Regions from separate parts of the Homo sapiens genome. Here region 1 is linked to region 2. The links are chromatin contacts, found by Hi-C or POLR2A ChIA-PET in ENCODE. All regions are on one chromosome and are shown on one strand. Each heading gives the region's core, a stretch centred on a gene start or an enhancer-like site at or near the end of the contact. The rest is flanking DNA. Distances are from core to core; before and after follow the strand shown. Region 1 overlaps TTLL11 (tubulin tyrosine ligase like 11). Region 2 overlaps TTLL11 (tubulin tyrosine ligase like 11).

What was found. Hi-C counts contacts between places; a loop is a spot of excess contacts on that map. ChIA-PET counts read pairs that join two places held with the same protein, here RNA polymerase II (POLR2A).
Region 1: a loop to region 2 is called in a map of breast epithelium, with 27 times the contacts of the local background. The contact joins two enhancer-like sites. A Hi-C loop is called at or near these places in 4 of 168 maps with a recorded cell type or tissue (breast epithelium, endothelial cell of umbilical vein, esophagus muscularis mucosa and 1 more). POLR2A ChIA-PET finds 5 or more read pairs at or near these places in 4 of 52 experiments (AG04450, OCI-LY7, WTC11 and 1 more).

Annotation. Positions count from the first base shown.
Region 1 is chr9:121,894,878-121,898,274 of GRCh38, forward strand. All of the region lies in intron 6 of TTLL11 (tubulin tyrosine ligase like 11), which reads right to left. Among named protein-coding and RNA genes, the nearest start is that of TTLL11, 200 kb to the right of the region's middle. RefSeq lists an enhancer at 2,071-2,760. Within about 2 kb of position 1,326, at least 6 of the 41 ENCODE cell types and tissues checked have a DNase peak (open chromatin) inside an H3K27ac peak, as active enhancers do; they include ovary, where a contact is called at or near this core.
Region 2 is chr9:121,851,096-121,854,231 of GRCh38, forward strand. The region is part of intron 8 of TTLL11 (tubulin tyrosine ligase like 11); the gene reads right to left. Among named protein-coding and RNA genes, the nearest start is that of DAB2IP, 200 kb to the left of the region's middle. Within about 2 kb of position 1,776, at least 12 of the 41 ENCODE cell types and tissues checked have a DNase peak (open chromatin) inside an H3K27ac peak, as active enhancers do; they include ovary, where a contact is called at or near this core.

The DNA.
Region 1 (3,397 bases), core at 76-2,575, 43 kb after region 2:
TCCCAGAACTTAAAGTATAATTTTTTTAAAAAAGGGTTAAAAAATTGGACCCTCAAGGTCCAATCCCTAAAAACGTTAAGATGGGAGAATTCATGGTTGAGAAGAAAAGTCAGCGGGGGTCAGGGGAGGTGGGACCAACGACAGGAATAAACTGATTAAAGCCTTTTTAGCCACGTCCTATGCTCGTTTAAATGAAAAGATAAAGACAGGGGACTAAATAAAGATATATCTTTATCTTACATGTCTTAAATGTAGTAACAATGAGCTTCCACACTTCACTCCCTACAGAGTTTTCAGAATCCTTCTCTCTTTCATCTTGAAAAGATGTCTGGAACGTTTTGCTTTGCTGCAGATAATGTTCACAATGAACCTCATTTGTGTGTGTGTGTCTGTGTGAGCTATGTTTGTGTGTGTTTGTGTAGCTGTGTTTGTGTATGTGAGTGTGTGCACAGAGTTGTGTTTGTGTGGCTGTGTGCGTGTGTGTGTATTGTGTGATGTGCGGTTGTATGATTGTGTGTTTGTGTGACTGTGTGTGCATGAGTGTGCGCTGCGTGTGTGTCTGTGCACGTTTGTGTGGTTGTGTAAATGTGTGGTTGTATGAGTGTTAGTGTGTGTGGTTGTGTGTAGTTTTGTGTTTGTATGACTGTGACTGTGACTGTGTGTTTCGTTGTACATATGTGTGTGTCTGTGTGGTTGTGTGTTTGTGTGACTGTGTGTGGTTGTGTATGTGTGTCTGTGTGAACATGTGGTCATGTGTGCTTATGAGTGTGTGTGTATGTGTGGTTGTGTGTGTTTATGTGTGTCTGTGTGAATGTGTGATTGTGTGGGTTTGTGTGACTGTGTGTGATTGTATCTGTGTGCGTCCGTGTGGTTGTGTGTTATTGTTTTGTGTTAGTGTGTGGGTGTGTGTGTGTCTGTGGATGTGCGGGTGTTTTGTGTGTTTGTGTATGTGTGTATGTGTGGTTGTGTGTATGAATGTGTTGTGTGGGTTTGTGTGACTGTGTGTCATTGTATCTGTGTGTGTCCCTTTGTGTGGATGTGTGGGTGTGTCTGTGTGGGTGTGTTTGTGTGGGTGTGGGTGTGTGGGTGTGGGTGTGTGTCTGTGGTGGGTGTTTTGTGTGAGTGTGTATGTGTGGTTGTGTGTGTGTATGAATGTGTGGTTGTGTACATTTGTGTGGCTGTGTGTCATTGTATCTGTGTGTGCCCGTTTGGTTGTGTGTGTTTGTGTGTGTTTTTGAGTGTGTGTGCTCCGCCATCTACAGGTTCTGTTATCTCTAACTGAGTAAGCAGGAGCCGTTAAATTCTGCCTCTGGCTCCCACCCAAGACACGGAATGCTGGGAATGGTTCCACCTTGGTCCAGCGCAGCAGATTAATCTAGAAAGAATAGACACATTTCTTACGGCGCCCAACACGGGCTCCCCTTTCCGGGGCTAGGTGGCTTTAGCCTAGAGTTCCCAACTGTGGGCCAGGAACCCACCCCTCAGCCCTTCACTTTTAGTCATCTTCCTCTTAACACTCCTGGAGGTCAGTTCCACAGCCCCAGCTGCTGCCCTCAGCTCTCCCATCTCACACACAGTCTTGGTGCCCAACCTCTTCGGTGTCACTTTCTCTCCTACCTCTTCCCTCTCATGTCTCGACTCCAAGGCCCTCTTTCTCCTGGAAATCGGGACATGATTCGGAACTCACACTTCTCCCGGGTCGGGACATAAGTCAGGACTCACACTTCTGGGTCCGAGGTTGCATAGATGGGCGTGCAGGAGGCCATCTGCAGGTGCCTGAACTTCAGTGCGGGGTCCTGGCGGCGGGGCGGCAGGGATGACTACGCAGACCCTGGCCCTGAGGCGGGAGGAAGCACCTCCTTCACCCGCCGCAAGAGGAACAGGCTGTTCCAGCCGAGATCATTTCGGAAACGATGCTGCGGCTAGCCTGGGAATGGGGATCTGTTTGTGGGTGTCATGGCCATCCCACGCCAAAAGAAAAACGCGTACAGGGATCCGAGGCACGAACCAGCCGCGCACTACAGACCACGCCTCGAGTCAGCTGTAGGTCTTTTCCTTATGACCGCTTCCCAAACTGGCTCTGCAAAGTCAGTGTCAACCAATCACCTATTCCACAAATTTGATTCAGGCCACATTAATTTGCGTTTGACCTAACAGTCTAGCAGTCAATAGACTTATTAAGGAAACCTGAATGACTAAGAATGTCAGCCAGCCAGCCATGCACACACAGGAAAAGATCAAAAGGGGGACCTTTGTGAGAGAAGGCATGGCTCACCCCCACACAGAGGCTATGTGCTTGCAGTAGTTTTTTTCCAGTTATGAAAAAATAAAACCATACTGGTTTTCCACAGCGGATATCCACTGGGTGCTTTTAGACCTCATAACAAGCCTGCCAGGCAGGACACAGGCCCAGAGAGGTTAAGCACCTCACTCGAGATCACACAGCTAGCACGCGGTAGAACTGAGGCTCAAACCTGAGCAGCCTGAGCCGCTCTTCGTTGTTGCCTCTTCTGGGGGCTGCGGTCATTCTTCAGGCCCTGGCTTCGGCTCATTTTTCTCTCTCTTCTCTCCAGATACTCAGCCTCATCAGTGCTCCGGCCATCATCTCTGCGATGACTCCAGATTGATCTAATTTTCCCTTCTCACCAGGATTCCAGCCCACTCTGCAAGTCCCTGCTGAATGTCGACTCTTGGCTACCCCGCATCCCACAAGCCCACCTTCCCAGGCATTTCCCTCCAGGCACACACACACACACACACACACGCGCGCGCGAAGTCTCCAACTGCCCCGGGAGGGTGTTCTCAATTGCAGGAGAGCCCTTAAAGGCCACCTCCTCAGGGAAGCTTTCTCTGCCCATGTCTCCATTCTGATGCATCCCTGGGTACTCAGTTTCCCCTTGGTCCTGACTGTACCGGGCACAGCCTCTGCTGCTGTGTTTTCCCTCATTTCACTGCATTTCTCCCCATCAAATGGATGTTTTTCCTTCTTCTCCCTTTCTCCCTTCTCTTTTCTCCTCTCCTTCCCTTCCCTCTCTTTCTTCTATTCTTTTTTTTTTTTTGAGATGGAGCCTAGCTCTGTCACCCAGGCTGGAGTGCAGTGATGCAATCTCAGCTCACTGCAATCTCTGCCTCCTTGGTTCAAGCAACTCTCATGCCTCAGCCTCCCGAGTAGCTGGGACTACAGGCACCTGCCACCACACCTGGCTTGTTTGTTTGTTTAAGTAGAGACAGGGTTTCACCATGTTGGCCAGGCTGGTCTTGAGCTCCTGACCTCAAGTGACCTGCCTCAGCCTGCCAAAGTGCTGGGATTACAGGCATGAGCCACCATGTCCGGCTCCATTCTTCCATTCTTAAAACCTGCTGTCACCACCCCCACCCCCACAGAGAGAAAAGCTGG
Region 2 (3,136 bases), core at 526-3,025:
GCTAGATACGATATGATTCCAACAATATGACTTTCTGAAAAAGGCTAAACTATAGAGAGTAAAAAGATCAGGCGCTCACGGAGGGGAGGGCTGAACAGGGGGAGCACAGGGAATTTTTAGGGCAGTGAAACTATTCTGTATTACACTGTAATGGTGGCTACATTTGTCAAATGTCAAATCCCACAGAACTGTACAACACAAAGAGTGAACCTTAATGCAAACTACAGACTTGAGTCGATCATAATATACCAAGGTTTTTCCATTAATTATAACAGCACAATCATGCAAGATGGTGTTATAAGGAAACTGTGTGCATGGGAATGGGAGAGTGCATGGGAATTCTGTACTATCTGCTCAATTTTTTCTGTAACTATATGTTCTAAAAATATTAAGCCTATTAATTTTTTAAAAAAGGCTTTTACAGCACCTGGCCTGTGTTAGGTGCTTGATAAATGTAGCTGGTGTTGGCGTCAATCACCGGCAGTTGCATTAGGAGAGAGCCTGCTGGAGAAGATACAGTCAGGAGACCTGGGTCTCAGCCTGAGCACTGCAGGGGCTATTGGAGGTGGCCCCTAACCCGTCCCATCCTTATTTCCACAGCTCTAAATCTGGAATAAGAGAAATTCCTCCCCTCAGTGCAGTTGGGAGCACTGAGTGCTGTGTTTTGCAACAATAAAGTGTGTGCAAACAATTTACTGCCTGCTCCAGGCTGTGGGAGGAACGGATGGATGAGAGGAGTGGTGGGGGGGAAGCCCTCACAGCCCCGAGAGCTCCCTGGACATGCTGTTGTTGTTAACGCCAGGCTTAGCCAAGACCAAGGGCCAGACCATCCTACTAAACACAGCTCTGCCCAATTCTCAGGCCTGGGAGAATTTGAGGGCCGGGACGGGGCTCACATCTTCATGTGCCTGTGACGGTTGTCACTGCGCAAGGCAGACCAGGACTGAGACTCGGGGCTGGCCCCTGTTCTGCCCCTGCCTGCCTGTGGAGCTGTTTCTAGCCCTCTGAGCCTTGGTTTCCTCCTCTGTATATAGGGTCACGGTAGAGCTCACTGGGAGTGTGTGCACTGTGTGGACAAGTGACTTTGGAAATGGTTTGTAATCTGTGACACACACACCCACCAGGAAGGATGGTGGTGGTTAGACAGAGAAAAAGCTACTGTTTGGGCCAGGTGCATACTTTATCACTAAATCCTGACAGTGCCCCAAGGTAGATGTCATTGCCCCATTTCAAAGGACACTGAGGCTCCCAGAGGTGCAGTGCCCCCTCTCAGGGCTTCCCGAGGGAAGGTAGCAGAGTATTGAAACCCGGCCTGTCTAACTCAGCTGCCGGCTTTCTACACAACACTGGATCCTGCGGCTGCTGTTCCTACAAGATCTGGGGATGGTGGGCAACAAGTGTAGGGAGAGGGGAGGCCTACATCAAAAAGAATTCAGCTTTCTCCCCTTTGTCTGTTTTTGGGGGGTGGGGCCAGACGATGGGCAGAGATCCTATTCTCTCCACCCTCAAGGTGACTGAGGATGAGGAAGGACAGGCACTCGCCCGACAAAGGGGCAGCGGGTGTGACTCCACCTAGTCTGGTGGCACTACGGGTGCAGAAGTGGCTTTAGCAGGCCTGGGAGATCAGGGTCTGGGTGAGCGAGGGGGAGGTTGAGCCGGCATCTCTGCTGGCTCTCTTGCTTTTATTAAAAATAATTCTGACGCCAACTATTTTGTAAGCGTGTAGGGCACACATCCAGAGAGGCCCATCTGACTGCGAGATAATTTCAAGGCTGAAGAACATCGTTCGTGCCAGACACCTCGCACGAGGCGCTGCGTGAAACTGGCCTACTTATCCGAGGCCTCCTGTATTTCAGGGGGAGGGGGCAAGCCATGTTTATGTATAAAGGAGACTGCGCTCAACATTCCAAATGAAAATACTCTTCAATATTTCAGTGCATCGTTAACCAAATACATTTCAGCTGGGGCTTACTCCAGCCGATGTGAGCAGAGGCGTCAGATGACTCGCAGTCGGTGACTGAGGGATTTTGCTGAGAGATGGTCATGAGGCTCAGACACCCATGGGATTGGTGGGTTGCCGCGGCTGAGCCCTGGTCCATGGGACATGTGTAGCAGGGCACCTGCTAGATGCCAGTCTCAGTGCTTGGCCTCATGCAGGCGGGAACAGCTCTGTTTCCTGGATGTTGGCCTCATGTCGGGGGCAGATGTCCAGGCCCTTTCACAGTACTCAATGTGTGCTGTGGTCAAGGGCAGCGCTGGGTGCTGCGGAGCAGGTGAGACGGTACTGGGCCCAGCCTGAGCACTGGGGGAGGCTCTGTGAGGGAGGGGACCTGGGGGGTGGTGGTGAGCAAGGAGAGGGGGTTCCTGCAGAGGTGGGGGCCTGAGGGGGCCGGCCATTCTGGCTGGAGTGAGTGTGAGGCTAGTGATGAGTGGGGATGCAGAGTGGACAGGGGTCCAGCTCTCAAGGCCCTGAAATGCGCCAATGTCCTCCCCTGGGGTTGGAATTGTGAGACCAGTGACTGCAGGCAGCTGGGGGCCGGCACAGGCCTGTAAGTGATGGGAGCAGGCAGGGCTCCTGCTTCACACAGCCATGGACGAGGCTGCCAGCACCACATTTCCTCTGTCTTCCCCAGCCTCACTGTCCCCACTGTCGCCAGGGTGGGATGAGGAGGGCCTGGCACTCTGTCAGCCACCAAGGGAGAGTCTGTTGCGGCCACGTCCTGACCCTCTCATCTGGCTGTGAGGCAGGCCCTTCTTCCCATCTCTGTCCCCAGCACCTGCAGAGCAGCTGGCAGGGGTAGGTGCCCCAGAAGCACTTCCCGAGAAAGTAGTGCAGTAGGAGCAATGGGATCACACTAGGGGCAGACCCGCTTCCTGAGCATTTTCCACAGGCAGACATGGCCCTGAGCGCTTTCCGTGTTTTGTTTCATTTCATCCATCCCAAGGTTTCCAGGAGGCAGGCACCATTATTATCTCCACTTTACACCTGATGAACTTGAGGCTTGGAGGAAGTTGCCTAACTTCCCTGAGGTTAGCTAGCAAGTGACCAAGCGCAGATTGAAAGCCCAGTTTGTCTGATTCTGGAGACTGTGGCTTTGGGTATATAGCAAGTCAACCCAAGGCAGCCCCCGGAGCT